3 separate regions of the Homo sapiens genome follow, and all the other regions are linked to region 3. Evidence: chromatin loops called from intact Hi-C (ENCODE). Cell type or tissue: dorsolateral prefrontal cortex. All regions are shown on one strand. Each heading gives the region's core, and the rest is flanking DNA. Links, peaks and the distances in the headings are about the cores only. Region 1 overlaps ADGRL3 (adhesion G protein-coupled receptor L3). Region 2 overlaps ADGRL3 (adhesion G protein-coupled receptor L3). Region 3 holds the start of ADGRL3 (adhesion G protein-coupled receptor L3).

The links. A loop is a pair of places that touch in the nucleus more often than their neighbours do. Peaks named below come from ENCODE experiments on the same cell type or tissue, not always from the same donor. Only the 100,000 strongest peaks of a DNase experiment are listed, where the experiment ranks them.
Region 1: a loop joins it to region 3, with 2.3 times the contacts of the local background. A loop is called at or near these places in 10 of 110 quality-filtered maps.
Region 2: a loop joins it to region 3, with 3 times the contacts of the local background. A loop is called at or near these places in 10 of 110 quality-filtered maps.

What each region holds. Positions count from the first base shown.
Region 1 is chr4:61,258,501-61,269,178 of GRCh38, forward strand. The region is part of intron 1 of ADGRL3 (adhesion G protein-coupled receptor L3); the gene reads left to right. It overlaps LOC124900173, which reads left to right. Exons shown (of 3, transcript XM_047416555.1): 3 at 1-10,678. Among named protein-coding and RNA genes, the nearest start is that of ADGRL3, 64 kb to the left of the region's middle. In dorsolateral prefrontal cortex, for the core only: no CTCF peak of the experiment used is centred there; no DNase peak of the experiment used is centred there; H3K4me3 peaks cover 2,386 bases; H3K27ac peaks cover 5,955 bases.
Region 2 is chr4:61,270,946-61,281,623 of GRCh38, forward strand. All of the region lies in intron 1 of ADGRL3 (adhesion G protein-coupled receptor L3), which reads left to right. LOC124900173 reads left to right here. Exons shown (of 3, transcript XM_047416555.1): 3 at 1-3,041. Among named protein-coding and RNA genes, the nearest start is that of ADGRL3, 76 kb to the left of the region's middle. In dorsolateral prefrontal cortex, for the core only: no CTCF peak of the experiment used is centred there; no DNase peak of the experiment used is centred there; H3K4me3 peaks cover 3,739 bases; H3K27ac peaks cover 6,043 bases.
Region 3 is chr4:61,194,640-61,205,317 of GRCh38, forward strand. It overlaps ADGRL3 (adhesion G protein-coupled receptor L3), which reads left to right and starts at 5,687. Exons shown (of 27, transcript NM_001387552.1): 1 at 5,687-7,126. LOC124900173 reads left to right here and starts at 4,448. Exons shown (of 3, transcript XM_047416555.1): 1 at 4,448-4,535; 2 at 5,503-7,126. The coding sequence starts at 4,448. The coding sequence ends at 6,677. RefSeq lists an enhancer at 7,833-8,405. In dorsolateral prefrontal cortex, for the core only: CTCF peaks have their summits at 5,625, 5,824, 7,500 (motif pointing left) and 8,657; DNase peaks (open chromatin) are centred at 5,822, 6,072, 6,652, 8,522 and 3 weaker places; H3K4me3 peaks cover 4,119 bases; H3K27ac peaks cover 3,966 bases.

The DNA of each region.
Region 1 (10,678 bases), core at 2,292-10,291, 65 kb after region 3:
GGCACTGCAAATAGCATCTGCCTCCGGATTGTTGTGAGAACTAAATGACATAATGCCTAGGTGCGTAGGTCTGTTTTAGGCACATACGAAGTTCTCAGTCAGTGATACTGAAATCAATGTTTATATAGTCAGTGTATACATTATATACAATGAAATCAGTGAATTATTATTGACACTTCTAAGGTGTTGTCTAACCAGTGGGAGCGTACACCCAGTGTACTATTCTTTCTTCTTCTTTGTAGCCCCTAGAACTATAACATCAGGGAGTCTATAAACAATAGATAAGTTAGCTACCTCAACGGTAATCACTTCACTCATATATATCACAAAAATAAACAAAATAACCTACTTCTAGGAAGTATAAGTAGATAATATTGAACATTGCTAATGCAATAAAAATAACCCTTATTTACTTTGCTTCCTTAAATCGCATATCAAAATAAGAAGATACTAATTTGGACTTTCCTCTATCTTTCCAAAATTTTAAAGCATTCCCAAATTTGCCTCATTAGCTCTATCACTCCAGGCACACTTCCTCATCAATTGAACTTACCTCAAAACGAATTCATGATATATGCCAATAAAATCATTCACTAGCATCTTCCCATTGTCACCATATCTAACATTTAAGAAATAAAAATGGGCCGGGTGCGGTGGCTAACGCCTGTAATCCCAGCACTTTGGGAGGCCGAGGCGGCGGATCACGAGGTCAGGAGATCGAGACCATCCTGGCTAACACAGTGAAACCCCGTCTCTACTAAAAATATAAAAAATTAGCCGGGCGTGGTGGCGGGCACCTGTAGTCCCAGCTACTCAGGAGGCTGAGGCAGGAGAATGGCGTGAACCCGGGAGGCGGAGTTTGCAGTGAGCCGAGATTGCGCCACTGCACTCCAGCCTGGGCGACAGAGTGAGACTCTGTCTCAAAATAAATAAATAAATAAATAAATAAATAAATAAATAAATAAATAAGGCATGACAATTTAATAGAAGATCATTACTGCTCAGTATTGGTCAGGCTTCTTCCTAATTCTAAGCAAACTCAACAAAGCAATTGTTCCCACAGCCTAGGGTTTTCACTTTTATCCTCGTAGTGTTTATATTGCATGAAGCCTTCCTGAACAGCACGTCCATATGCTCGCCGCTGAAATCACTAGGAAATGTCCTCCTCACCAATGAGGTGTGAGAAAGGAGGAAAGCAGGAGTGTTTATTTTTTACATCTTTTTTTCTGTTACCTTTTTTTTCTCCTTTGAACATATTTATATTCTCAAATATTCACTTTCATTGGAAATCTTTGACATTCTAATATAACATGAGGCAAATCAGTGCAGACTCAAATAGGTTACCAAGATACAGGCCTGTGACATATTAGATTTTCTCTTTTCCACAATTTCAAAAATCATTACTTTATGATTCAATTTAGGAAGCATTTGAATAAGTACTTGAATCTAACACTACTAGAGGCTTCAGGGATTCCCCCCAAAACATTAAAATGGTTCTTGCAATCGAGGAAATTCAAATTTCATTGCTGCTTATGAGACGTGTAAGATTAAATGTCAAAATATATGATAAACATGCTATATATTAATACCATTCAAGGTCAGAGTTGGGAGAGATCAGAATGATTCAGATATTTGAAGATGGTTTCATTGAATAATAAACCTGTAAATATATGAAACATTTGAAGGGTATTTGAAACCTAACGATGGTTGTTTTATATTATATGGATGAGAGATAGAACAGATAAAGGCAAAAATGAACTGTATTCATTTTATTATTACCTTTTACTAAAGTATTTAACCAAGTGCTGTTGACATGAAAAACCAAGAATGTACATCTCTGTCTGTTCTTTTCTCTGAGCATCGCCGGATTCCCGTGTTAATGAATAATGAAATGGATAGAGTCTGTATAGTGTAGTGCAGTTTATGCCAGAAATAGAGTGTAATGGTAAGAACAAAGGCTTTGGTGTTAGACAATGCGGTATTGTATGTTATTTTTGACATTTACTGCCTTTCTAATGTTGGAAAAGTTACTTAATGTCACTGAGTCTCATTTTCTCTTTTAGGGTGGTTCTAAGAGTTAAGTAAGATAATAAATGAAAAGTGCCTAGCAGAATGCATGGCATAGAATATGCATCAATACATAGAAATTTGACCGTCACTTGAATTAAGAGACTGGTTTAGGAGCATTGTAATCTTATGCAATAAAATCTTAGTGGCCTTTAAAAAATTTTTTTTATTTTTTTGAGACAGGGACTCACTCTGTCACCCAGGCTGGAGTGCAATGATGTGATCTCAGCCCGCTGCAATCTCTGCCTCCCAGGCTCAAGTGATCCTCCCACCTCAGCCTCCCAAGTAGTTGGGACTATGGGCGTGTACCACCATGCCTAACTAATTTTTGTATTTTTTGTAGAGACAAGCTCCCACTATATTGCCCAGGCTGGGCTCGAACTCTTCAGCTAAAGAGATCCTCCCCTCTTGGCATCCCAAAATACTGGGATTACAGGCATGAGCCAACACACTCGCCATTCTCATTTGTTATTTGTATTAAGAGAAAAATATCCGTTTACCAAGGTGTAACCTCAATCTCCAGGGCTGAAGCTTGATCCTCCCACTTCAGCCTCTTGAGTAGCTGGGACTACAAGCATCCAATACCACTCCCAGCTATTTTTTGTTCTTTTTCATCTTCTTCTTTTTTTTTTTTTTTTTTTTTTAAAGGAGACAAGGTCTTGTTATGTTCCCCAGGCTGGTTTCAAACTCCTAGGCTCAAGAGATCCTCCTGCTTCAGCCACCCAAAGTTCTGGGAGTACAGGCATGAACCATTGCACCTTGCCCTCCTGTATACTTTAAATCATTTCTAGATGACTTATGCTACCTAATACAAGGCCTACACATTTTTTTCATTTGAGTGGGTTCGATGTAGCACTTGGCACACATGAAATTCAAGTTTGGTATCTGGGACTTTTTGGAATTTTTTCTGAATATTTTTGATGCACTGTTGGTTGAATCCATTAATGCTGAACCCACGGATACAGAGAGCAATTGTATTTTGACATCTGCCAGGGTGTGTGTGTGGTGGTGGTAGGATATTTTTCCCATGGAATTTGGCCAACACTATAAATAAGGAATTTTTATTTTTTCAAGAGCTGGTTTATAGGCATAGTGCTGAATAAAAGAGACAAATGATTAAAGAAAGAATAACAATAAAGTATGCTACAAAACATAATATAGTGTTACAATGTCGTCTTTGCAAGGACATCTAAACCAGCCAGGGAGGTCAAGGAGAGCATCTCCTTTCAAAAGCAGTAACATCTAAATTGACCTCTGAAAAATGCTAGGATTTGCCATGAAAAGAGTGAGGATAAAAATATTTGAGGCAGAAAGAAACAATGTGTGTGAAGTTCCAAAACTAAGACAGGATTGTTCTTTAGTCAACTGAGTTCAGTAGGGTTAGAGCTTAGACTTCAAGGGGAGTTAGAGATGTTTGGGAACGACGAGATTGAAATATTAAGAGAGACCAAGGAAGGGCTTAGTAAACTATGTTTCAAAGGTTTATTTTTGAGCACAATTCCATGTTGAAGGTGCTCATCATGGAATCAAGACTTATCTCTGAGCGTCATCTTTGCTATGCTCACGTTATAATAATGATTTTTACATTTTGGCAGTGCCACAGCAGTGTCCTGGCATGTGGTATGATCATTCAGCCATCTATGACAATGTAATTATAATACATTCTTTTTATTATGTATCATATGTGTTATTTTGTAGTAAAGGTCTTTGTGAAATTCAGTATGCTGAGTGTCTGATCATAGTAACCCTTTCAAAATTAGAAAATAAAATCAGTTTGGCATGATTTCACTAAAAGTCACCCCTTTTCTCTCTAAGTGCTAATTCTGTGTTATATCAGTTATGGTTTTACCAGAAAAAAATTAAGGTCGCCATTGTGTTGTTTCTAGATTTCACTCTTTTTTAAAAAAATTGGGCAACATTTGCTTTCAGATTCTCCAGACACTGTATTAGCATTCGTCATTCTCGTATCTTTTACTCACCCGGGCTGCTTCTTACCTGGGCCAGTAACCGGAACTTCTCTGGTCTCTTATTATCATTTTCTCTCTTTTGGGCCCTCCTTTTATCTTAATCGTATTTATTCTATCATAGTCATTGTTAAGAGCGTTTATCTTAACAGAAAAAAGAAAAAGAAAACAGGAGCTGAGGACTTATGCTCTCTCTCTCTAATTTTGTTCTACTTTATACAATTCTACCAACTTACCACGGAATCACAGACTCCTTATCCTTTTTATCAAATAATTTGAATTATGTGGAACCAATTCTTATTTTTGTTATTTGATGCACTACAGCCACTCTTTAAAAACTGCTGTAACTCAACCAGAGAAGGATATATCTTTAAAAATGTTTCTGGACCAGCCACCAGTTTCTTATCTCTCAAGTGGTAGTACTGGGGAAGATTTGCAAAATAGCCCCCAGAAAATTAGGATCTGTGCATATTTATAAGAGGTTAGATTCTAAGACAAACATGAAAATTTCATATTTGTGATTTCTGAAAATTGTTGAATGCAATCTTGATATATTTATTTATTAAGTAGATAACGAATAGCTAAATTAAAAGGTTATGCAAATGTAAAATAATTGCAGAAACAATTCATATTCAAATTTACGTTTTGCTGTATTATTTCCTGAATATATATCATTTTATTAACATTATCAAGTGCAAATAATTAAACTGAAATTTATAATATGTAAAATATTTTAATAGAAATTGAGTTTTGTGGTTAAAAAAAACCTAATTTTCCCAGAAAAATAATATTTAAATTCACTTTGGCATTCAAAAAATATTAGGCTATTCCTAATGGGGAGAAACCTGGTAACTGGGGTTTAACCCTTTCAGTATGAGCTGTAATTGAATGTAAATTGTAAAGCAGTTGTCTTGCATAGAGTGCATTTGAAAAAAAAAAAAAGACCCTGAAAAAGTCTCATCTCTTTGACTTTTTAATGTATAATTCTAGCGTTTCATTTTACAAAAAGTATAAACACTTCTAAATCCTACTCATTTCAATAGAATGTCTCTGTTTTCCATGAGGTACCAGAAAAAGCCTTAAATGATATGTGATGTGCTGCTAGTCGTTTAATGAGACATTCAATGCAGTATGATTATGACTCTGTTGCTCAGTCATTTCAAGTTCTGTCCATCAAAATTGTGGGCACTTGCTTCTCAAATGAATCAAAAAGAGTTTCCAGGACCAGGGAGATATAAGTATTGAAACAGTAAGCAACACCCATACCATAAAGTAGAAGTGATTCATTGGTTAACAGAAAACGTAATGTCCAGAGCTTCATGGTTATAGATAAAATAGGCTATGTTTATTTATCCATTTAGGGTAGTTTTTTTTTTTCATTTCGTTCCAGGTTAATTTTGATTTCCTTTGTAATAACGGGAAATTATTTTGAGATAGGCTTGTTGGTATCCTTGATTATCTGTGTGGTGTCTGCATGAAAGAGGAAACAAGTAGATTTTCAGGAAGTTTTCTTAATAGTTCAATGCAATCAGACTGGCCAATATTGAGAATTACTGCGCCATAAATAATTGTGGTTGGTTTCTAACTTTGATTTTATTCAGCCTAATAACAAGTATTGCTCTATAGATAATTGTTGACGGTTGCAGACTCTGATTTCGTTCAATTAAGCTGGTAACCTTTTTAAGAAACTGCTTGGGAGAAAGCCAAGAATTCCAGTGAACTGATTTCTAGGGGGACTGAATTGAAATTGTGTTAGCTTCAAAAATGTTTCATGTAGGTCCAGCTGTGTTAATTAACCTTTTCCTTAAACTACCCTCTCCACAATTGGAACCCCAAATCGGCAAACATAGCAAAGGACCATTTTATCTAGATTTAGGTTTTTCTCAAAGTGATTATAAACTTGGAAAGACATTATAAAATAGGTTTTTGACATATAGTAAGTGTATGAGGGCTGCTCCTTCTTTCTAAATCACAGAAAAATTCAGATTCTCTCTCCTTCCCTTTCTTCCTTTTTAAAAATCACCCATGTATGTATTCAAGAAAAGTAAAACCAGTGTATATTACACAAAGGTTTGCTTTCTTTATGTCAAATTGTTAATTTATAATGGTAAATACTGTGCTTGGAAGACAGTAGGAAACTCTATCAAACGTGCCCTTTACTAATAAAGTAGAGAATTGTCATTTAGAGTAGTATACTTGACCTATGGCAAATACTGCTAGTACTGGAATTCCATTGTTTATCTCTTGTGCTCTACACAGTGGGAGGGAAAAAGAGATGCATTGTATTGAAAGTATACATTATGCTTGGGAAAAAGTGTTTCTTTAAATAAACAAAACCTTTTCAGTAAGTACCAGTACAAGCTAAGAAGGCCAAGGTCATAGGTCTCAGTAACCATGTATGTCAGTAAAAGGCATCTTGTGTGTTTCGTGGTTACAGTTGGTCTATAAAGTTGTATTTTTGGTCACCCAAGTAAGAGGCAAGAGAGCATTCGTAGGATTTCCTACTTGGAAAAGGTAGGGAAGAAAAAAAGAAAAGTGAGAAGACAAAATTACAAACTTCAAAACATGCTTATTTGATGATCAGTAGTAGGTGTTATCTTTGTATACAGAATCTTTGGGCTGATTTTCGTTAATTGTATCAACTTGAGTAATAGTTCTTATTTCTGGGAAATTAGAATCTACCAAAGAACAGCTTGGGAAAAAAAACCTGTTAATACTGGGTTTCAATACGTGAAGCTTTGTCATTTGCTGATGATCTTTATTCATCACATTCACAATTCACAAGATTATTTCTAAGGTGGGTTTGATTTACTGACTTTTCCCATGCTCCATGAGAGCTGCCATATGCCTGATGATTCTGGGCTGTCTCTTCTAGGTTTTTTATCCACCCCTTGATAGCAACAGTTACTTCCTATATCCCTGGGACAACTAAGCGGAGGACAGTAGTTAACTAAAGTGGCTTTGAACAGTGGCAGAAAAATGTGCTGGGAATACCTTATATTCTAAGCAACCTCCAATTTCTGTGAGCTAAAAGTGCTATGTAATGTGATAAAGAATATAACATCAGGAGTTTTGTTTCAGGAGAAAAAAGTGAGATAATTGGCTGAAATGGACAAGTTTTGAAATTTACTAGCCTTGAGCAATGATGAATAACTGAAAGTGCTGAATCAAACTGGCCTTTGAATTAAAGCAATATAACATACTGTAGAGGTTCGTCATTTCCAGCAGATAGGAGGTCCTGGCACACACAGTAAGATAATGTGAAGAATTAGCTTCAATCTATGATTTTTGACCTTCAGTACAAGTCTAACTTAAAATATAATCTTCGAAATTTGCATTTTGGAATTTGTCTTTTCCCTGTTCCTTGCAAAACCACATACATCAATATACATTGATATGTGGGGAAAATGATCTACAGTGGTGTAAATTTAACATGCAATTCTGGAATACTAACTTTTGAATTTCGCATATTTAAGTCTTTTTATATTTCTAGAATTTTCATACAGGATGTGATAACTTGATAACAAACTCAACAGTAATTTGCACCATTTCAGGTAACCTACTGATTAAATTTTTTTATACTTTATAGTTATTCTAACAATGATTCCATTTTCAGAGAGGTTCTCTGGGCTTTCTGCTTCATGCCTCCTCTAGCCACCCTGAACGATTATATCCTAAGGGTCCGTATTCTAAAGGTTTTCTGACACTGGCCTTGGTTCTCCATTTCATGATCTTTCTGACTTTAGACAGAGATGTTTTCTAGGCTTTTTCTATGCCTTACTTCTCTTACATCTTTAAATGCATTTGTAGATACTTTTAGATTAAATTGTGCTCAAACATATTCATAAAGCAGAACAAACAGCTGACTTATATTTGGGAGGACTTTTACATAGTGGGAGTTCTAGACTCTAAGAACATGCCATTCAATTTTAACATCACTTCTATTGAAAAAAGAGATTTATCATGTATTGCTTTGATTTACCACATCCTTACTGGATGTTTGTGGACAGAATTTGTAGATAGGAAATGTTCTGCAGTGGATCCCATATTGAAATTTGTGGATTCCATTTGAGATTTACAGACTAATATAAAAACATAGCGATACAAATTTAATGACATAATTCTGAGTGTCATAATTGTCATTTCGAATTTAATGCTTATTCTTATAGAATGAAAATTGTTTTATATGTAAGGTAAATCTAAGCCTTCCAAATATATTTTATGCTTAATACAAACATCTTTTTGTTCCAAATTAGAGTAGTCCAGTAATTGAAGTAAGCCAGAACTAATGTCAGTGCCATCATTCTTTAATAGTAAAATCATAGGAACGTTGCTGCAATAAGGTAGTGGAGAGTTCAAAATCATAATTTCATTAATGGAAATATGCTGGACTATCACTAATCAATTTATTTTTGTTTAGTTTTTAATAGTATTTTTCCAAATATTTTAAATTTAGTCTTAGTATTAGACTTTGTCAAAGTATTATAATACTGAGCCTAATAGTAGGTTTGATGTATTGAATGTCATACTTAAAACATATTTAAAAGATTTAAGCAGATTCAAAATAAATAAGTAGCATAATGAAAACAGTTATAGTGCTAGCTGAAAAATTAAACTTTCAATTCCATTGGACTATATTCATAATAACCTTTTCTAAAAACAAAATAAATGTCGAATGTAATGAATTGCCAGAATGTGATATTTATGAAGCATCAATCAGCATTTTCTTATTTTCAAGGAAGGTCATAGCTGCAACTTAGCAGGAATAAAAGTCTCTGCTCCCTCCCCTAAGAAGGATTCATGTGTGTTAAATAAGAGTCACACAGAGAGAATACCTGTAACCCTACTGTACCATCATTGAGCTCAGAGACTGGCTAACTTGCAAGCACCTTCCTATTTTCCACTACCATGCTATATCATCCCTAGAAAGTTGAGGAAGCACAGATGGATTCATTTGCACCTACAGTGTCAGCTTTCTCATCTTTCTTTTGATTTTAGCTTTCCTAAAAACCACTCTCAACATTACAGCACAGAATAGAATGAACATTTACTGTGAATTGATATTGTAAGTATGATTAATAGGGATGGCTGCCCCTTTTCCTGATATCATGATTCAGTAACAAATAAACAAAGATGCCTTATTTTCTCTTTTCCCGCCTCTCTCTCATGTACTGGCATACAAAAACTGTGAGCCTCTCAATAAAAAGGCAGGCTGTACATGAACTTAATCACTGTATCTATTTCAGAGAAGATATCTGTCTCAAATTGGAGTTAGGGTATGGAGAGTTTTAGTTGACTTCACTTTTTTTTATTTTAAAGTTTTGATTAGAGTACTATAATTATAAAATAGGTAGCATAATTATATCTACAAAGTGATGTTGAAAATACTTTAAAAAATAAAACATCCTAATCAAGTAAGTTTTATGGAAGTATAGGAGCAGGCTTTTAGCACAAAATCTTGGGAAGGAAAAATAGATATCTGACCTTAAAATTTATATATAATCATCACATTGGCCAACGTGCCATTTTTAAATGACTCCATGTAAATGTATGACTGGTTTTCTCAAACACGGATTCAAGTTCATAACATTTATTTTCCTTTTAATATGCATCTAAATTACTAACTGACCAAAACAAAATAAAGTATTGGTAACTTGGGGGGAAATTTCTGTCTCAGTAAGCTAACTAATTGCTTCAATTATTTCAAAATTTTTTCCTATTTTTAAAGGAAAAAGTCCAATTTTTGGTGCAAAAGTCACAGGCCTAAAAGTGCAATTTGAAATAACTGCAGCAGCTTTTTTCCTCTGATTTTATTTCTTCTTTCTATGTAGATGCAAAATGCAAAATTTATCTCAAGAGGAATAGTTATCTTTTATTTGCTGATTAAGCTAACCAAATATACATCTTATTATTTTGTTTTGTTTTAGCCCAGGGTCTAATAAAGTTGTATAAGAATTTCTTGGGCCTCAGCCATTTATTTGAGGTAAATACTGTGGTTTGAGAAAAATTTTCATGTAACTTAATTTCCTGAGGAAATGATCTATGAAATATTTAACATCTAGTTGCTAGCATACTTTTTAGTGCTAATAACCAACTCCAAAGAGAAAGAAATGGCATTCTTTTTCATTTTATTCCAGTGGTGTGTGGCATGTTAAAATATGACACATATTTGGAAAAATACATTATATAAAATTAAATGTTAAACCTGTAATGCATCATTTGATTGATTGAGCAAGATAATTTCTTGAGAAACATTGCTACTAGATTATGGAAAATATATGATCAAGTTGTTAAGATGGCAAAAACCTACATTAATTCTTTAAAACTAGGGACATTTATGTATTTGGAGAGCACTATTGGGAAAATAAGTAATTGCGTCAACTCATTCATCATTTGCCCTTTATACTTAGAGCTTTAAGAAGAGAATGGTAAGTGATACTATATCCACTCTTTCTTTGGCATTCAGACAGTAACTTGTTCAATTAAAAATTCTTGTTAGGTCAGACATAATGGATTCTTGTTGTTACTTTAGTATTTATTCAATGAAAGAGATCAATATTTTTGGCCCCAAGGGAGCTGCACTGATAAGAGACTCTGCAGTAAGTCTCTCTGTTCATTATAAACTTTTGGCTGGCAGGTGCAGTGTC
Region 2 (10,678 bases), core at 890-8,889, 76 kb after region 3:
AACCTGTGGTTACAGGAAAGAAGAGTAAACAGTATCAGTTATTGAGAGCCTCCTATATGAGAGGCATGTGAGACACCTTCCCTTAGAAAATGGTAAAGGAAGGTATTAGTGTTCTTAAAAAAATAATAGTAACAGGGAAATCTAGCTATGAAGTGGCAGAATTCAAATCTAGGTCTTCAGAGTTGAAGTCAGGCCTATAGACTCAAGTGACTTCCGGGGCCAGGGAGGAAAAATGAAATTGTGAAATTTATATGTCTTGTAAATCTTTGCTCTTCACAGTTGTATAGCATTGAATGTCTAAGGCCTTGCTCTTCAAGACTTGACAGAAATGACTGTTACCGTGTTTTTCAAATGTCTCATCTCACATGAGGTTATGCATTATAGCATTAAGAACTATAACTCCCCTAGAGCTATTTGTGGCTTAGAATAAGAGTTTTGTTAAGATTTCTTAGTACTTTAGACCTTAAATGGAAAAAATTGCAAAGTGAAATCTATCTTATGGTACATAGTGCTTTTATACACACATCAATGTGAAGTAGTTCTTTATGAGATTGATTTTGTAGCATTGAACAACAACAACAAAAAGTAAATTACTGAAGGCTGAGACAGGTAAGGAAACAGAGAAGTCTACCCACATTTCTGAACTCTTTGCTGAAGGCAGCTGTGTCCTAGAACTTACTAGTTTATGACAGACTATACACTGCTTTTGAACTGTTTCAGATTACTCAGAAACAGCATTCATGGCCAGCCCAGAATTAATGTGTAAATGACCTTTCACAGAACCAGGATGGAGGAAGACGTCACTTAACTTTGGAAGAGGTGGATATTTAGATGTCATGAACATCTCTAGGCTTCTCTTAGAGCTAAATAGTAAAAGGGTTTCCCTTTCATAAATCTTCATTCTCTTTATAGAATGAATGGGTGATATATAGTTCCATCTACTTCTAGATGCTTGCTGTTCATTTGTGTGATGTTTAATGCAAAGCAAGAGGAAGGAAAATGTAGTTCTTTAACAAAGATCTTTTCAGTATATGTTAAATTTACCACTAGAGATGAAAATACATTGTTTTTTAAGTGTTTGATTTTGTGAGGTCTTTGGGTAGTGGAATCAATTCACAGTCAGTTCCATGTAATTTGGATATGTGATTATTACTTAGAATCCCTGATTTCTCTAAGTTGTAGTTTCTTATAAGACACTAAAACATTTTACTTTATCATGCAGATGATTTCTTATGCAAAAGCAGTGCTCTGTAGTGCTTCTACAGAGTTTACAAAAAATGGTTTCATGATACTAATTTTTAAAGTTTTATGTGTCAGTTTTTTTAATTTTAATGACAAAATTTTCATGACAAAAAAATCAGTATATGGAAGTCATCAGCCCTAGGTTTTAAAAGTAAGAAAAGAAAATGGGAAATAGAGTAATATCTTACTTTTTTCAAGAGAAATAAAAGAAAATTAATTGGTAAGAATAATATTGCTTTCACTTCTTATATAAATCTAATGTCTATATCTGCCCTGCATTTTATGTAATGAGGACTATAGGACAGATTTTACTTTATGAGCATTCATTTTAAATTAAAATAATAACGTAGTCATGATTTTCATTAATTAGAAATGCCCTATTCTAACATTTCCTCAGACAGCATGGAATACACTGCTATGGCCTCTAGTAGGACTCTTCAGTGTGACGCTAATTAAAACCAACATTGATTCTGCTGTTTTATTGACATACATCAAATTTAGAATGAAAAGTAGCTTTTGAGTGACTTTAATTGTCAAAACTATTGAATTAATTTTGATATTTCTGAGGAAATGATCTTCATTTAAAGTAAAACTTACTGAGGGTTTGTGTAATCAAATGCCTATCAAAATACTTGATATTCCTGTATAAAACATGCTCTACTAAAGTAGTATGTTGAAGATAAGTCAAATCAGCTTTTAGCTATTGTGTGGTATTCTGGAGAGGTGTAGGACATTGTAATGTGGATCCTAGACTCAGAGTGGCTGGGTTTGCCTCAGTCATGCTAGCTGTGTGACTTTGGGTAAGTTACCTACACTCTCTACTACTCAGTATTCTTATCTGTAAATAGGGGATGATGATAAAACCTAGGTAGGATTGTTGTGAGACTGGAATGAGTTTTATGTAAATGCTTAATACAATTTCTGAGCTGTTAGCTCTTTTTATTTTTGTTGTTGCTATCGTTTTTAACACAGAGTAAGGAGACATGATGTACTCAGGACCAGATTTTAGTTTACTGTTGTTGGATTTTTGTGTTTTGCCATGGAAAATAATGTTTAAATAAGACCACTGTCATCACGCTGGAGCTCTGTTTTCCCTAAGTACGGTATTTGAAAGGAATTACGCAATATAGTGTCTTTTCCCAGCTGGGAGAGGCAAGTCACTGCTTAGATGGCCGGTCCTGGATATGAAGAAATTTGGTCTACTCAGTGTGAGTGACATATTTACCCTCCTCCACCATGAATGTGCCCATGCACTTAGCCATTTCTGCAGAGTTGCACAGATTCTGTACTTGCTGAAAAATATGCTTGCATGGAAAGGCCTTGTGGCGTATTTTGTGGCATTGAATTGCTACCATCTGTTTCCTAGCCAACGTTAAAAGAAAAAGAAAAAAGAAGAAGTAGCATTAGAAAATGTGCCATTTTACAAGTGCTACAGTAAAATTTTTTTTACACTTCATTCCCTACCCTCGAATATGTGGATGTAAGAGTGGCTTCAGATACTTTCAGATTTATCAATTCACAGCTGCATTTAATAAAACATTTGAAGTTTATCACAAATGCTTTCACTGTTAACTACTACTTCCCCGCACCCCGTGGAATTGGTGGTGCAAGTCTTAATTACATTTTGTGTTATTGACTAATATATATTTTAATATTTATTTTAAAGATATTTCTTCCCACAACGATATCTGTTCCTAGGCATAGAAGAATGGCATTTTAAGAGAATTTGACATAGTAACTATTAATAGCTTGAAAACTGAAAATTCTGACTCTTACAATAAAGACTCTATTGTCTTTGGCAATCCCATTTATAATAAAGCATGCTAAGGTGACCTTTATCTTTCTATTAAAAGGTGAATCCATATACAACATAATAAATGAGCAAAGGATTGAGAAACCTTAAAGTGCATATGTAGCAATATCAGAGGAAGAAGCTGCTGTACTTTGAATAGCTTTGGTAAGAAAAAGTTAGCTAAAGTATAGAAGTCTGAAAAGTATTTGGTGACAGAGTCCTGGCATGAATAGTCTTTTTCTACCTTTCGTCATGAAGAATCTCTAACAGTTTAATGAGCAAATATAAAAATGATAAATGCTAACATTATCATAGAATCCATGGGAGAGACTGCCATCTCCAGTATGAAATTAAGGAGTTACTTTCAAATTGTATCCCATTAATGGAAGACAAGAAGAGAAGAAATATGTTATGAGCTTTAAACTATGTTGGCCCCATGTTGAAAACATCAAATTCCTTGTAACACTGAATTTCCATGAGAGCAGGATTATTTATGCTGTGTTCAGCAATTTATACTCTCAGTATCTAGCCCAGAGCTTCTCAGTAAATGCGTTGAATAACTATATTTACCAGAATGTGATTTAAAAAACAACATATTAAGGGTTAAAAAATGTAAGTTCTGTGTTTGTTTTTTTGGTTATCAGGGACAGTGTGCTGGTTAGTAAAGAAAACCAGATTGGGCCAGATAAAATGGAGTGATTTTGGAGGCAGAGGCAGGAGGATTGCTTGAGGCCAGGAGTTCAAGACCAGCTTGGGCAACATAGCAAGACCTTGTCTCTACCAAAAAACAAACAAACAAACAAAAACTGCTTGGTGTGGTGGTGCACGCTTGTTGTCATTGCAACGTGGGAGACTGAGGTGGGAGGATGGAGCCCAGAAGATCAAGGCTGCAGTGATCATGCCACTGCACTGCACTCCAGCCTGGGTGACAGAACAAGACCCTGTCTTCAAAACAAAACAAGATGGACACTTTGAAATCTGCTTCTGGCTTTGCCACTAACTAGTTTTTTGTTTGTATGTTTGTTTACCTTGGGAAAGTCACTTTCTTTTTCTAGGGTTCACTGTTCGTTCTGTAAAGCAGTGGCCCAGAATTGCAACTGAGGGCACTTTTAGCCTACAGAATTTATAGATGATGGAGTCAACCTGCTATACTGCCCCAAACTACATACTGTTCATACAACTGGAACAAGGTAATTTTTCTTGGCTGTCAATGTTGTCAGTTGTGCCATTTAAACCTGTGATTCACTCTTTTGTATTATCAGAGTAACTATCTTTATAAGTTTATCTGAGGGTAGGGATTCTGCCTTTATCAACTTAGAATGGTACCTGAAACAGTGCTTTTTAAAACCTGATAAAACACTTTCTTCAGTAGTCACAAAAGTTACCATTTAATGATAGCTAAATCTCCTAGAGCATCTGCCTAGTGTTGGTAGCTAAAGGGTATTTGCTTTCATTTTCATAGGATGTGCATACATGAGTTCATGTTGATAAAGAGTATGCTATCTAATCAACATACTATCTGAAGATAAAGCACTGGGCGTCTGGTTTTTCTGTTTTTCCCCAGAAATCTCAGAGTGTCCTGCATAGTCGATCTAGTCTGAAAAGTTTGTTTCTCTATGTTCTTTGAAAATTTGAATTAGATTGCTTTAGAGGGAGCATGCATGTTTCAGTTTGGCATAGATGTTGCCACTTGCTATTACTTCTTCTCAACCCACTTGACCCATTTATATAACCTGCCTGGTCCCTGTAGGCCTTTAAGTGTGAACCATGTCTAGACAGATCAAGACTGGGCATTTGGTTACTTACATATCTAAAATAAAAGTGATGTCTGTTGGCCTCAGGGGAGACCCTGTTGAATCTATTTATTCTCTTAAAAATAAAAGTAGAAAACTAAATAAAGATTAAAGAAGTAGACATTTGTGAATCAACTTTTATTTTATTATTTTTTCCAAGCATTAGAGCTCAGACTCTGTAGCACAGGCCAAAGAAAGGCGTTAGTGAAAAGACAATAAGCTGGCATCAGAGTTCATGATATAAGGGTGCAGGCCCAAAACAGAAAGACGGGAGAGTTATTCTGGTGAAATGAAGAGTAAGTACCTAGGTGCAAAGGCTGCTAGACAGAAGAAGTTGATTATCTTACTCTGAAAACCAATCCATTAAATAAAGGTCATGCTGCTGGGGAGAAAGGAATATATTATAGTTTCCTCAACATCTTTAGTATGTTGACATCCTCAACAAAGAAGGCTCTTTCCCCATCATTACTCTAGTGCTTCCCTGACAAACCCCATTAGAGGTATGTCAGCCATAAGTCTAGATGCTTTTAAACCATTTGTATTTCTGTCTGTATGACTTCTTGGGTTTTTATGTGTAATGCTTGCAGTATAGATAATATATCTTTTCATTTGTTATACATTTGCCTCCTTTAAACTTAAAGGAACAGCATTCAATTCTGCTATATATGAATTTAGTGAATTGTCACTAGTGACGATTTTACAGATTTTGATCACATTTATTCTTTGTTTTGGCTTTTGGGGCTAGAAATTCCTGTACTAAATTGTTTAGTGGGATTTCCGCAGATGTGTTTAAGGAATCATTTTGTGTTATAGATTTTTGAATCCTTTCTGTACATTTCTAATTCATTTTTGTCAATTAGTAAAATATAACTGATCTTCATTTTAGTCAGGTTTATTTTTCTTGTTTAGACAGTCTTCCCATTTTGTTTTTTGCAAGCTGGGACTTTAGTAAGAAGACAACTGAAATTTAGAAAGAAAGCCTGCATTTTAATTCTTTTTATTTTTTATAAAAAAAATTTAACCATGAATTCCTAGGCATACTGCTTAACACTCATATTGTGCTCATCTGAAAAATAGGGATAATACCCAATATTATCAGAGTAGACATCATAATACCCAATATTAAACAGAACAGATACTGTTGTGAGAATACAAAAATTAATGATTAAAAGAAATTGGAAACTTCAAGTCCTGTACAAGCTTAAATTTTTATTTTCTACTGTAACTATTAGAATGAAACTACCCCCTATTTCATTTGTTTATTTAAAAGATAAGTCTGAATTTTAGCAAGTGTTTTTTTGATGGTTTCTGACTACCTATGGATGGAGTTTATAAGACCTACATAATATTCCCTGAAACTTTACTAGGGCCAGGCATCTAAGTTCAGTTTCTGACATTGCCACATAGTGGATGTATAATTTGGGACCAATAAATCATTTATTCTCTTGAGCCTCAAGTTCTACATTTTCTGAATGATAATATAAGCCTGACCGAGTTATAAGGACTAGAGCTATGAATGCGATTTTTAGAACGGTGCATAGATTAGTTCAGTAAATGTTTCATACTGCTTTGTCTTGATGAATGCAGATAACATAAAAAGTACGTATTATACGGCATGACCCAGGTAGAAACACACATATTAGTTCCATTCTCCCCTTCTCATTAAACCTATTTATTTTATTTAATTTATTTATGTCATATTTACTTATTTAAATACTCTTTTTTTGGTCAAGGTTTAAATAAATTTAAATTATTTAGGTAGAGTCAGCATCTTGGTGTAGAACTGACTAAAATCCACAATCCAAAATCACAGGGATATAGTGGGAAAAAAATGCTTGAATAGGAGTCTAAAGATCTTAATTCCAGTTCCAGAGCCACGCCTTGCCAGCTGTGTTGTTCAGAACAATTTACTTAACCTTCCTGAAATCCATCTCTTTCATTTATAAAAATAGGATAATGATATCTATCCAATGTGCCAAAAAAGACTGTTGTGAGGATCAAATAAATTAATATGTGTCAAAATGTATTTTAAGCTCTATTGCTTATAATAAATTATAAAAATAAATGCTATTGTTCATATTAGACCTAGCAATGTAAATATTAGGAGTGGCCACTTAACTGGCATATAGACAGATTCTCAGACTTGTAGAAGAAGCAGTAATGACCTAATCCCATGAGGGAAGCCAGCCAAGATTTTATACCTGCTGGGTAAACTCTCCATTGTAAGGCTTTGTGACTGTGAGCAGTCAACAATTTCCAAAGTGCTGGTCAGGAAATTAAGAGAACAGATTAAAGTAAAATTGGGTAATGTTTCCCCTGGATCTTGATACTTAAAATTGTTCAACTGAGACACAGCTGATCCTTTCATTTTTTTTTAAGAAAAAACCTATTATAACTGGCTTTGGCTGCCTATAGTTATGTCATGAATCATGTTTATATGTTGAAAAGATTGTCCCTTTCATCTGCCCTTTCTCTTGCTCCCTGACAGACATGCAGCTAAGATCTAAAAATATTTCTTTTTTCCTCAAGGGAATTTTCTCCTCAAATCAAAACCCTGGAGTTTTGAGCAAAAATAATTAATGAGCTAGTAACAAATTGAATTTTAGCTTTTAGAAAACGACTAAAACGTTTTCTATGCTATTTCTAGTAGTAGTCTCAGTGTTGAAAATCAGAAACATGACATCAGATTCCAAAATATCTTAGCAAACATTGCAGTACTATTTCTTTTTCTTTTCTTTCTTTCTTTTTTGAGACGGAGTCTCACTCTGTTGCTCAGGCTGGAGTGCTGTGGCATGATCTCAGCTCACTGTGATCTCCACCTCCCGGGTTCAAGTGATTCTCCTACCTCAGCCTCCTGAGTAGCTGGGACTACAGGCATGCACCATCATGCCCACTAATTTTTTTGTATATTTATCAGAGAATGGAGTTTCACCATGTTGGCCAGGCTGTTCTCGAACTCCTGATATCAAGTGATCCACCTGCCTTGGCCTCCTAAAGTGCTGGGATTACAGGTGTGAGCCACTGCACCTGGCCGTGGTACTACTTCAAAGGGCAAAAGAAGCACTTCAGTAGTAAGAAATGGTTTTGAGCACATATACAAAAAGGAACAGATAGGAGCAAGTACAATATCAAAGCTTAATTTTTACTGTAGATTTTGTATGTTTGCATGCAGGCATGCCAACGCTTAATTCATGTTGAGCAAAACTCCTTTAGTAATAAAATCCTTGTGTGTCTACAATTTAGTGCTTTAAACATGTTGTTGCTCTACGTCTGTTCATGATCATAAAAGAAAAATATTTCAGACTCCAGCAGATCATGACTGTCTAGACAGGTTTCAAAAAGGATATTGCATTATGTGATAATGGAAGTTGTAATATTTCAGCTTAGGGGCAGATACTTTAAAAATATGGATCTGTTTGGACTGAGTTTTGAAGCCAAATGGGTATCACTACTGATACTTAGTTTACTTATAAGTAAACTGCTATATCAAAATTGGGTATTCATTGACATTTCTGAGTAGTATTTTGTTTTGCATCTATTAGGTGAATAGTTTCCCTGAATACTAGTTTAGGTGAATGCTAGGTTCTCTGAATAAGATTCATTTTTTCCTGTCATCCAGGTTAGTGTCTTCCCATTCATCCATTCAAAATATGTTTGCTGAGCACCTTATATGAATATTGTAACGAGAGATTTCCTTTTGAGAGTGTGGTCAAGGGAAGCATCTTTAAATAGACAGCATTTAAGCTCAGACCTAAAAAATTACAGCTAGCCCTTCATCTATAAGATGTGGTTGGACTTTATGCTATCTAAGGCCACATCTATGATTCTATATGTATAAAAGTGATACAATCCAATGTGGCTGGATTTACCATGTTTCTTCATGGATTTACTTTTCCATTTGAGGACTTTACATGTCTCTGTTGCTGCTTTTCCTCCTTGTCCATCTATTATGTATATATTTTTTCTCCAATTCTGTACCCCTCATCCACCGCCATGCCCCATGAAAAGAGCACTTGGATTCAGGAAATTGATATCAAGTGCGTTATTCTTATATGGTCTATTGATAAATATGTGATATGGCCAAGTCACTTAACCCCTTTGGCCAAAGTTTCCCCGTCTGCAAAATAAGGATAAATATTTGTTGCAACTACTTAATGGGTAGTAGTAGCTGGTTGAGACTTCTATATCAAATGTACAAATACATAGGAATGTACTCTGAGAAGTGTTGTGGTACCTTCATCCCAGAAAAGGTTGACACTAATAGAGGAGATACAAACCCAGGCAGTTTATTTCTTTCTTAAATTGGTTTAAAGTATTTTCTTTTCTTTTCTTTTCTTTTTCTTTTTTTTTTTTTTGAGACCGAGTCTCGCTCTGTTGCCCAGGCTGGAATGCAGTGGCGTGATCTCAGCTCACTGCAACCTCCACCTTCCAGGTCCAAGCGATTCTCCTGACTCAGCCTCCTGAGTAGCTGGGACTACAGGAGCACGCCACCATGCCTGGCTAATTTTTGTATTTTTAGTAGAGACGGGTTTCACCATATTGGCCAGGATGGTCTCGATCTCCTGACCTCATGATCCACCCACCTTGGCCTCCCAAAGTGCTGGGATTTCAGGCATGAGCCACTGCGCCTGGCCTTTATTTTCAAGAAGTATAAATTAATGAAAATAAAAGATGTTGCTGTAAAAGGTGTTACTTCTTCTCCCTAACACACCTAGTATACTAGATTACCTTTAAGTACACCATGTTGTTTTTGGAGAGGTAATAGAGATTAAACATTAGATAATGTTAAATTAAAATTTCCTTCCCCAATGATAGTTTTGTATTGTCTGAAATTATTTTTCCTGAGAAAATTATTTCAGAGTAGATTGGCTTTCTAAATTACAAGATTGTTATTATTTAATGGTTAAAAATGTATCTAACATCTTTTTAAAAGGAAATAGATAATTAACTTCAGAAGTTCATGTAAGGATGCATATTTTAATAGCAAGATATTAGAATTAATTTGTATGTCTAACAAAAAGAGATAGATAAATATATTGTAATATATCCACTTAGCAAAATGCTTTGCAACATTTAAAACTATTGATACAAAATTTACACTCACTGAACTGGAAAATAGCTGTGGTATTTTATGGAACAAGAAAGATGAATCAGTCACCTAATATGACCTAATTTTTTTTGAAGAAACATATTGATAGGTAGATACAATAATATATAAAGCTCTGGAATATTATGCATCAAAATGTTATGCTTCAAGTAATTTCTGGTATTTATCATATATATTAGTTAATACTTCCAGTAATTACTGGTATTTATCATATATATACATATATATGCCTAACTTTTAAAGGTTGACAAATATTGCCTTATCATCAAAGTAATAAAACTATTTTCAGTTTTTTAAAAAAGGTAATAGTTTTTTTTTAAGAGAGTAGCCATTTTTAAAAGGTAGTACCGAATGGGGTACCATCCCAAAGACCAGCAAAATTATAATATTCACATCCAGATTTTTAGCTTTGTCCATTGCTGCTATTATTTTTTAAAGCTTTTTTACTTGTAAGCTTCCATTTGCTATCTCACAATATTTCTCTGACCTAACCTTTGGGTACCCCAAGAGTAAAATCTCTCGCACATAAAACTGTAGGCTCTAATGAGAACTAAATATTTTAAGAGGACTTACAATGCTTGCAGGTAGCTTTATTTTATTGCATTTAGAAATTGTTAATCACTAAAAATGGCTATGGGGACTTTATTCCTGGATGAAGCATTAAGTTACTAACAGGTGTGGAAGAGAAGGCAGAATTTATACTTCTGAATCTTCAGATTAAGGTACTCCTTCCCTTTGGTTCCT
Region 3 (10,678 bases), core at 975-8,974:
CTTCAGGAAAATATTGCACTAAGTCAGGTTTAGATACCACCATGTGGCAGATAATGTAGCTGTGAAAAGTGTCATATTCCATTTGGGTTGTTAAAATGAAGTACCATAGCCTAGGTGGCTTATAAACACAGAAAATTATGTCTCACAGTTCTTGAGAAATAGATCAGGGTGCCAGCATGATCAGATTCTAGTGACGGCCCTCTTTTGGACTGCAGAGTGCCAGCTTTTCATGTCTATTCATGGCAGAAAGAGAGTAAGTGAGCTCTCTGAAGTCCCTTTTATAAGGATACCAATCTCATTCATGAGGGCTCCATCTTCATGACCTAACTACCTTCCAAAGGCCTCTCCTCCCAATATCATTATGTTGGGAGTTAGGATTTCAATATATGGGTTTTGTGGGGCCACAAACATCCAGTCCATTGTAGATAGCTCCTTAGCTTTCCTTACCATCAAGAATATATTGAGACCTTTGGTATAGTACAGTCTGAAAAATTCTTGACAATAATTCTGATTAGCCAAGCCTGCATTAGTTGCCTGTACCTGGACCCTTCAACCATGGCCAAGAGTCAGGGCCAAATAGTATGAACAAGGCCACTTCATAGACACATCTGCCCAATCATGTGTGGAAGCTGTTCTCAGAGAAGGAGGGGTAATTATGAGTCAGGCATCTACTATCTGTGTCTATTATAGTCTTAAAGGAGTGAGGCTGAAAAGCAGAGCCCAGAAAAGTGGCAGTGTTTTATAAAGGATCAAAAATTCCATTTTCTTCCTTTCTAGACTATGACAGTTATTACTGACTATCTCTGGTTGACCACGATGTTTTCATTAGTACAGTACAAACATATTTGTATACTTTATCTTATAAAGATGAGAGGATCTTAAGAAAATAGTGTTGGGCTCTTGAATACTTTTATATTTCTGGAGACTAGAATCTAGGCACCGTGATGTCACACTTTTAACGCAACTCTTTGAGTGCTGAATACTTCCACTAGAGCAGGGTACTATCACTAACATTTATAGTGAGTAGCTATAACCATTCTGTGTTGAAACTAATGAGGAGTTATGAAAGGTAATCTAACTGTGGGATCTAAGACAAGGTAGCTAGAAAAGTTACAGGAAAAAAACCAAGTTACAAGAAAAAAAAGACTTGTTGCTTTCACAGTCTTTCAGAACTGGCATGCTGTATGCAAACATTTGAGAAATTATAATAAAGAGTTTTAAGGAGACACTTCCATTGGAAGAAAAGAAGTCAATATGTGGAAAATGTTTACTACTTAGGAGAAGCTGTTTAAAAATATTTAGATTTACATCTATATTGATATCTGTATCTATAGCTAAGCTTCCAAGTCATTAAGAATGTAGAATTCACGGGTCTTTTTTGGATTGAAAAAGAAGAAGGGTGAATAACTTGAAGCAAGGAGGGAATATAAGATACCAAATTAGCAGGGCAATATAATCTGGGTAAGATTTTATAGACTTAAAATGGTCCTTTGAGAAATATCCCAGGGTACAGAAAGGGTCACTGAGTGCTTCTTGGGATTGGGCTATCCCATAGGGTAGTCTAATATGTTCTGATAGCCCTATGTAATCCATATTTGCATCATTATTCTACTGAATACCAAATGCCTTAAAATTCTAATCATGCCATGGCATCCTAGGAGTCTGAGTGCTATGCTTTGCTGTCTGCGTTGCAGATGTGATTTAACTCTGATTACCTTGATTTGTCAGTGAATTTAGGCCCAGTAGCATTTAAGATAGTAACTGTCTGCGGATATCTGACTGAGTATTAGAGAGTATTGTCCCTGATGGCAATAGCTCAGTAATTTGAAATCCTGTGAAAGCTTACATCTGGTTGAAGTAGAAGGTCATTTCATGTGAGAGTAGCACTGTCACGTGTCTGCATTATCCACACATTTGGTTACTGAAAGACTAATATATGCAAGCCCAGCCCAGGGTGGTATGCAATGGTAAGCCAAAGGATGAGGAGGAGCTAAATCATGAAAGAATCCTGATATTCACTTGGACACATGACTGCCTAGAGTAGTCTACATTTTCCATGTAAAGGATGGAATGAAAGGGGAAATGGTGTATGCAACTTTAGGAAATTTTCCCTGGATACAAGAATGCTCTTCTCTTCCTCCTTCTTCCCTTTCGTCCTTGCTCTTGCAAGGTAGGTGTGATTGCTGGAACTGAAATTAGCAACAGTGGCCACAGATGGCTGAGCAAGAAGACAAAGTGTCTATTTCAGTTTGGAATGCTTTTGAGGGCCATACCTGCACTAGACCACCTACCTCTAGATTTTCATTTGAAAAAGAAACAAATTTGTCTTGTTTAGGTCACTGCTACTTTTTGTTTCTGTTGCTTGAAGCCAAATTGAATCTTAACTAATATAGTATGTATGCATCATTTAAAAAATTATTTTTGCTTATCAACTTTTTCCCACTAACTATTGATTTCATTCCGATAAGGGGGCTTTTATTGAGTATGAAAAAAGCAAGATTACTTTGAATATGTAAACATTACATACCCTCTCCCCTTTTATAGCAATTATGGCTGAGATGTATATCATTATACAAAATCCTTGTCCATATCTCTGCTTTTTTCTGTAGATGAGATATCTATACATAGAAACACTGGATTTAGTGGCATATATATTCTATAAAGCAGTTGTTTCATATTGTCAGCTTCCTTTCTAGAGCAATTGTGTCACTATATATTACTAGCATGGAGGCATGCCTGTCTCAACACACTTTCGTTAGAGTTTAGTAATAGAGCACTGTTGCTATTTCAGTTAATTTTATGGTAAAAACATGAAACATGATAGATCTCCTAAATGGATCTATTTTTATGTATTAGATTTCTATAGGCAGAACATATTTCCTTGCATTTATTGGCCATTTGTATTTATTCTGTGAACAGATGGTTTTAAGGTCTTTTCTAAACTTCCATTCTGTGGGGATCTTAGTATATTTCTTATTGATTTGAAAGGGTCTTTGGTCTAAAAATTTTAATTAGTCATTTAAATGTTTTAATTCTCTTTATCTTATTTGATTAGATAATCACTTTTTTTTTTCATTTTTAGAGCCCTTTTCCCTTTGGTAAAAATTATTTTTTTTCAATTTTAACGGTGCTGAAGCCTACAGTGCCATCTTTCTAAAAAACCACTCTAGTTTGCACAGAGTTACATCATATGATAGTATCTGTGCTCAAACATCATCTGTATGATGTCTTCTCCTTGAGAAGAAGGTGTTAAATATATGTAACATAGGTGTTAAATACAGTAGCTAAGAGGACACAGAATTTATTTTATTTTTATGGAAGCTTCACCTTAGAAGAACATTGGCAAGAGTCATGGATTTCCTGGCAATGAAGTGGGATGTTTTATGTCTTAAATCAGATATAGAAGACTATGTCCATGAGATTAAAAATGACTTGGAAGCATGAAGTTTGAGATTAAAATATAAGCAGCTGCCTTAAATAATGCTGCCTTGACATTTGATTAAGTTATACAAACCATTAACCTATTCTCTTTCTTTCATTGCTTTTCTTTACTCATTGGTTATTTTTATTCACACACCCCGATTTTTGGTTCTTTCTCCCTCGTTATTGTCTTTGTAATTTTGCTTATTTGTGGTCAACTCCTCCGTGGTGAACACTTCCAATTACTTATTTAACTGACTATGCTTAGTTTTCAGTTAATATTTCATTTATATAGATACACATATATGTATATCTATGTGTGTACATATGTGTGTGTATAAATATACATGTAAAACTTTTACTTTGAAATTTCATTTTCCTGCATCCCTCCAGACCTCTGTTGTGTTAAAGATGATTCTAAAAACTGATCTATAGCTACTATTTATTTAATATTCTCATGCTACCACTAATAATCTTTAATATCTATATATTGTCATTATATATTTTTATCGATCTAAATAAATATTAAATATGTATTTAATGTTTCTGATGCTACCACTAATAATCTTTAATATCTATACTTGTCATCATATATATTATTACAATGTTATTTTTATTACTTGGTTGTTTTATTATACTTAATACAACCATTAAGCATTTGAGAAATGAATTGAGTAACTTCCATTTTTCCTCCTTTACAAATAAGAGCCTCTTGTCACAATTGGCTAGAGTTTACTCTTTCCAAAACTATTTAAGTAACAAGTGACTCCAGATGTCAATTTGTATTTTCTTTAAGTACCCAGGGGAGTTCATGGATGTCCTGTATTAAGCAAATTCAAGTAGCATAACTTCAGCTTGTGAACATCTAGTTGGTCAGAATTCAGCAATATCATTAAATCTCCCTTCCCACCCCCAATTTTTTTAAAGGACTAACTATGCGCAAAGGACTGTAGATATAATCTTTCCTTATACAGATGATTAAAACTAGCCATTTGCATTCAAGAAAAACTGTAATCTGAAGAAGCAAATGGACAAACCATTAATGATTAAAAAGGAACAAGGAAAAAGGCAGAATAAAATAGGTGTTAGAGGAGATGTCATCAAAATGTTACAGGGTATCATGAAAGGAGTGATTTTTGGGGAAGGAGTCTTGGTGAGAAGAGGCTTCTTGGAGAACGTTGGATTGGAGTTGAGCTTTAAAGAATGAATGACATTTTAACTGTCACTTTGTGTTGGGTATGTTTTTAATTCTAATGAGGTTTCAGGTTCTTCAGATATGCTAGGATTGATGTTACCTCTTAAAGAGCTCCTAGAAGTCGTTAGGTCATTCTAAATGTATACATTGAAATACAATTTGGGAAATTTAGCTAGGGATGTAATGTGCTTGTTGAATGAATATGATAAATCTTAATGATTTGAGTGTACTGGTATAGAAAATAACATCTTAGCCATTTGAAATCACGACATTTTAGAGCAGGAAAAGACCTTACAAATTATGTAATCAACAGTCTCCTTTACAAAGAAGGCACCAAAAGGTTCAGCAATTGACCAAGGCCACTCATTTAACTTGACCAGACTTTTCCTCTGTCAGAAGGCATGGTTTTGGAATCCGCACCTTTCTGTATCCATTATGGTAATTTCCATTGATGATGTGAAATAAGATAATTGAATCTCCACGATTGTTCATCAGACAGGGATACTTTAAACCGTGCAATGAACTTGCAGGTCGAGTTAAGTTTGAAGGAACATAAAATTGACCAAAGGCAGGAAACATTTTCAGACTCGGTACTTGCATAATGAAAATACGGAATAATCCGCACCTGAAAAAATGAGACACTGGCAGGACTTTCAAGCTGATGTCGTTTACTCACCTAGGGTGGAGTGGGAGAGGAAGACAAGAGGAGAAAGGGGGGAGGGAGGTGATGGAGAGTGGGAGGGGGAGAGAGGGAGGGAGGGACAGAGGAGGAAGTGGAAGAGAGAGAGAGAGAAAGAATGAGAGAGAGAGAGAGAGAGGGAGAGCGAGCGCCGAGGCGGGCCTCGAAGCCACTGGAGAGGTACCCTTTGTCTGACAAACCCTGAAAGGGAAGCCTCTAGTAGCAGCCCTCCCGTTCCCACCTCCAAGCGTTTGCCGAACTGCTAGGTGGAGCCCGCGCCGCGGAGCCCACGAGCACTCCATATCCGGGTTTTGCCGGCCACCCCTTTCCCTGGCGCGAGCCCCCTCCCCGGCTCTCGGAGCTCTTGCCGCTGGCCCGCCCGACCGCTGCTCATTCTGGCCTCCGCTCCGGCCCCGGCTGCGCCTACCCCGCGCGCAGGCTGCACGGTCCCCGCGCGCCCGCGCTCTGACCCGCTGTCTGCGCGTCGCCCCCCTCGCCTGCTGGCCCGGCACCGCTCGCTCCAGTTCCCAGGAGCGGGGATGCAGATGCTGCAGCTGGTCGGGGTGGGCGCCGCCGCCGCCGCCGCCGCCGCTGCTGCTGGTTTTTCTCGGACTGCTCGTTGCCTCCGCTCCGGCAGCTGCTGCCGCCGCCACCGCCGCCTGTGACTCGCCCCCTCCCCTTTCTTTCTTCTCTTTTTGCCTTGGTCCTCTTCCTACGGGTGTGCGCGCGCGCGGGTTGCACGGTTTGCTTTGGCAGGAGCTCGCTCGTGTGTGCGCGTGTGTGAGTGTGCGTGTCTGGAGAGCGCCAGTGCCTCGCTCGCTCTTGGGGAGTCGAAGAAGAGAAAGAACCGAAGAGACAGCGGCGGCGGCGCAGAGCCCGGGGCCGCGCGATGAAGCTCCCACATGCCCGCAGCTGCCCGGCCCGGCCGGCGAGCTAATCATCCACCCCACGGGCTCGGGGTTCGCCGGCCCCCGGGACGCAGCCCTCGGCGGCCGGGCGCCCGCTCTGTCTGCGCGCCCCCTCCGTGCACCGGGGAAGGAGTTTGTGTGGCTCTCGCTCCGGCTGTCCGCGGAGGTTGCGGGCTTGAGAGGGGACCCTCGGCTGGGAGAGAGCCTCGGGAGGACGAAGAGGAGGACGGTTTGGCGGAGAAGCCACCCCTGGCCCTCGCGGCTCCCCCTACCTATTCCATCGCTCCCGCTCCGAGGCGGAAAGGGGAGGACGTGGAAGAAGAAAAAGAAAGAGAAGGGGGGTGGGGTGGGAGAACTGGATATAAAGATCGGCTGGGGGGATGGTGGAAGATTTTTGGTCTCTTCGGCAGCGTCTTTTCTTAAGCGGCGGCGGCAGCAGCAGCAGCAAGAGAAGGAGAAGCAGCCCCAGCTATGACTGCCGCATGTTAATAGCTGCCGCTGGGTCCCTCGGCTGCTGCTGGAGACAGAGCCTGACTCCGAAGTTGTGCAACTGTGGACTGGGAGAGACATTTGAACCCTCTTTTCTTTTCGCTCCCCTTTTGCCCCCTTGGGGTGTGTGAAGCGAGGAACGTAAAGGAAGGCGAACATTTGGCTCTCTTTTTCCTTCCCCTTTCTCCGTGGCTGTGTAGCGGAAGAAAGGGAAGAGAGACTTTTTGTTGTTGTTTCCTTGACTGGGGTCTCCACCCTCCTGCTGCTTTCTCTGCGCTTCGATTCTCGTTATTTGCCGCGTGTGGTTGGGGGTGTCTGCACAGGGGCCGGCCGGTCTTTTGCCCCGGGCTCAATGGCTGGATTGTGGAAACTGCACCCGCCTTCAGGTTGTTGAGCAACTGATGGGACGATCTCAGGGACCGGCGTTTACGAAAGGTAATTTATTCTTCGCACTCTTCATAATAGGGGTCGCCCTGGCCGGGCGCAGGCGGCGGCATCCACCGGGCGGGCAACAAGAGGGGGTGCGGGGTGCATGCACACTCGCCCTTCCACTCACACACTCGCCCTCACACACACACACACTCATCCGGTCGTGGTGCGGGGCGGGAAGGGAACCTCCTGGCTGGTGGGCGCTCGGGTCTGGCGCGGGTTGGAGTTTTTTCCAGCCATTGGGCGATTTGACCGGCCGAGGGGAGTGAGGGGGATAAGAGACTGGGCGCATTCGCAGCTGCACACGCTGGGGAATAGGAACAGTTCCCACCCCGTTAATTTTCCCTCTCCTCTCACCCCAGTGGCATCCCCTGGTGGGGGCAGAAAGCGGACAGGAGGGCGACTTTTCTCCGTCAGGCTGGAACTGGTGCCGCTGGAGGCGGGAGCGGGCTGGAGGACGGACAGGGTCTGGGTGAGAAGCTGGGCTCTGGGAAGATGGAAAATGCAGGGTGCCGAGCCCGGCGCGATTCTCCCTCAACGCTTGCCTGGAGCATCCCTGGCCCCTTTTGCCCAGGTCGCGCCCCTGAGTCTTGGAGTCGCGCTGCCTCCCCGCGCCCTGCCTGTTGTGTCTCCTTCACGGCAGTTTGGTTTAGACCTGCGTGCCCAGGCTTTGTTAGGCGGTTTTGGCTGGAGAAAGCTGCCACTTTCGTGGGTGGCCCGGGCTGCGCTGTGCTGGTAGTGGGCACTGGGCGGGGGGCGGCGGTGTTGCACGAATCCGGGCGGCCGCGGCGCCGGGGCGGGGTGGGCAGAGCATTGGTGGTCGCGGTTGGCGGGTTACAGGTAGGAGAGAAGGCACCTCGGCGCTTCTCTGAGGAGAAGGGAAGGCTCCAGGCTGCAGCGCAGCGTCTGAGCTGCCGCGACCCAGCCTCCGGTCCCACGTCGGAGCTCAGAAGCTTAGGGTGCCAGGCCCCCAGCACTATAGGTGGGTGTGTGTGTGTCTGTGCGTGTGTGTGTGGTGTGTAGGGGTGGGGGCGACCTCCTCTACCAGCCTTACTTGGCGGCGGAGTCAGCGTTTGAGTGTGTGCGCATTTTTGCGCCCCAGGGACGGCAGAGAGATATTTGCGGGGATGCCGGAGCTGATGCTGCTGGAGCTGAGCTTGCTTATTGAAATCGCCTGGGATCCTCTTAACTGGAAAATCTGGTTTGAGGAGGCCACGGGGGCCCCCGCAGGGTGGCGAGGAAACCTTGCCGTGTCCCCTTCCCCTGGAGAGGCGCAGCTCGGCGACATGCGTGCGGCGCGTGAGAGTCGCTGGTGCAGCGCTCGATGCACCCCAGAATGGCCCTGATGAGAACCTCATAGGGTAGTCATCTCTCCAGCAGGTTGAAGTAATCGAGTCCAGCCAGCGTAACTCCTGGTCCCTGGAATTCTCTGGCCACTTTCCTACCTCTGATAGAAACATGCGCTGCTTTTATTTATGGCCAGAGATATCATAGCAGTTGGGAGAACTCGAGGCTTGCGAGCCACCTCCAGGGTGTCTCCTCCCTGTGTCTGCGTGTGATCCCTGCCTGCGGTAGTTAGAGCACATTGTAAACAACGGTGTAAGCACTCCTGCCACAGTCTCCTTTAGAGTCTAACCTGCTGTCGTCTGTTGTGTTTACTTTCCTGGTTGTATTACTCATTAGGAAGTATAAGGCTTCTTGCACCTCTGATTTTACATCCTTCCAGCCAGCTGCTGGGGAAATGAGGAGACGCATAGACTCTGGCAGGAAGGAAAAATTGCCTTCTGTGTTTTGCTCTGAAGTAAATAGGCAGTCTGCTAATTTTAGTGTCATATGGGCTTTCATCACTAGTTAAAGAATGTCATCGTAGAATCTGCAAAGAAACACTTCTTTAGCACTTTTTCATTTGGAGACTTTCCTATATTTCCCTATGAGAATAAACAGAGTTTGGTAAGATTTCTTTTGTATATTTTTCCATCTGTAATGATTCTAAATGATCTGGACTTCTGGCGCCCAATTTATCTGCATGTGGATTACAAATAGGATAGAATTCTCAGCTCTTTTATAATCACCAAAATAGGATACCAGATAATTTGTATAGGAGTTAAGAGGATATTTGTGTGTTGAATTATCTCTCAGCTTTGTTTCACCCAATCTTTTTTTTTTTGTAACCAAAGCAAGGGTAAAGACTGTACATAGATAAACACAGTTTATAAAGTGTTACTTTTGCAAGTGAAACTGCTTTTTACTTTCAATAATTAAAATGTATTAAATTCCTTAGGTCTAGATTAGCTCTGACTGCTTTGGTGTTTGTTGCAAATACTTGTGCTCTATTTTGTTTTAAAAAGTATAGGGCTGTTAATGGAACAGTGTACTTTATTTTTAGGTACAATAATTTCTGGATATCTTCATTATTTTTTAAAGACCTTGACCTCTTGAAAAAGCATAGATTGCAAAAGACACTGAATCACTGATGCCTGACTTTAAGTTATATTTTTATGAGAGATATTGCTAATGGCCATCACCCTAATAGAAAACTTAGAAAATTTTGATTTAATTCATGAGAATCTAGCTTCACGTATTTGTTTCATTTCTAGATGATACGTATTAAAGTCTTTATACTTGCAAATATTTCTGAGGATTAAAGAATACTTGTCCTCCCATTTTCCAAGATCTAATCACAATGATTCCCAGTCCTTACATTATAAGATTTGATCAGATCTGTTCTTTGTTTCCTAGCAGCATGTGTTCCCTAGCAGTCATACATTCCACAGGTCCTGATGTCATTAGAACTGTGTGTGTCAGTGTATTGTGCTGTCTTTAGCTGAAGGTGAATGTGTCAGAGTATTTGAATGCCATTCCATAGCTCTTCCTTATCACTAAGTATTCAGTAACCTGATCTATTTGTGTATATGGTTGACTAGACTATTTCTACAAAATCAGGGTAGGAGGAATGATTAACTCAAAGTTTTATATGAACTATTAATTTTTTTTTTTAGATAGAGATGTTAGGCTGCATCAGGCATCCCCGGCCTGAAGAGTGATAAGCCAGTATGTGATTTGCCTGATGGGTAAATGCTTTTGATGTCTCATTTTTGGTTGCTTGGTGTGATTATCCTTCAGACTGAGAGTGCTCCTCAAAAATATGAATGGAAAGTCTTTCAGAAATGATTTTCTTAATCATGATCTTCTTAACATTTTGCAGATTTAAATACTCTTTTCCACAGGGAATAATAGCAAGTATGGCACTTACTGGCTGCAGCTACTGTGGCTGGCATTGTTTCTACTAATTAGGAAAGGCAGATTTTTTTTATGGATTTGATTTACCATTGATTCCTTTGTGAGCTATAGCCAAGGAAATCATAAATAGTAGATTAAAAAGACTATAAAGTCATGAGGATTGAAGTTAGTCAAATAATATGATGCAAAACTGAATTGTTTTTCAGATTGGATTTGGACCACTTTAAGTGTTGGTTGAAACTCTCTTTGAAAAGGACTGCCAAGTAGAAGTGACAGTTACTGTTAGAAGTGGGGAGTTTTGGCCCAGAAATCAGCAAG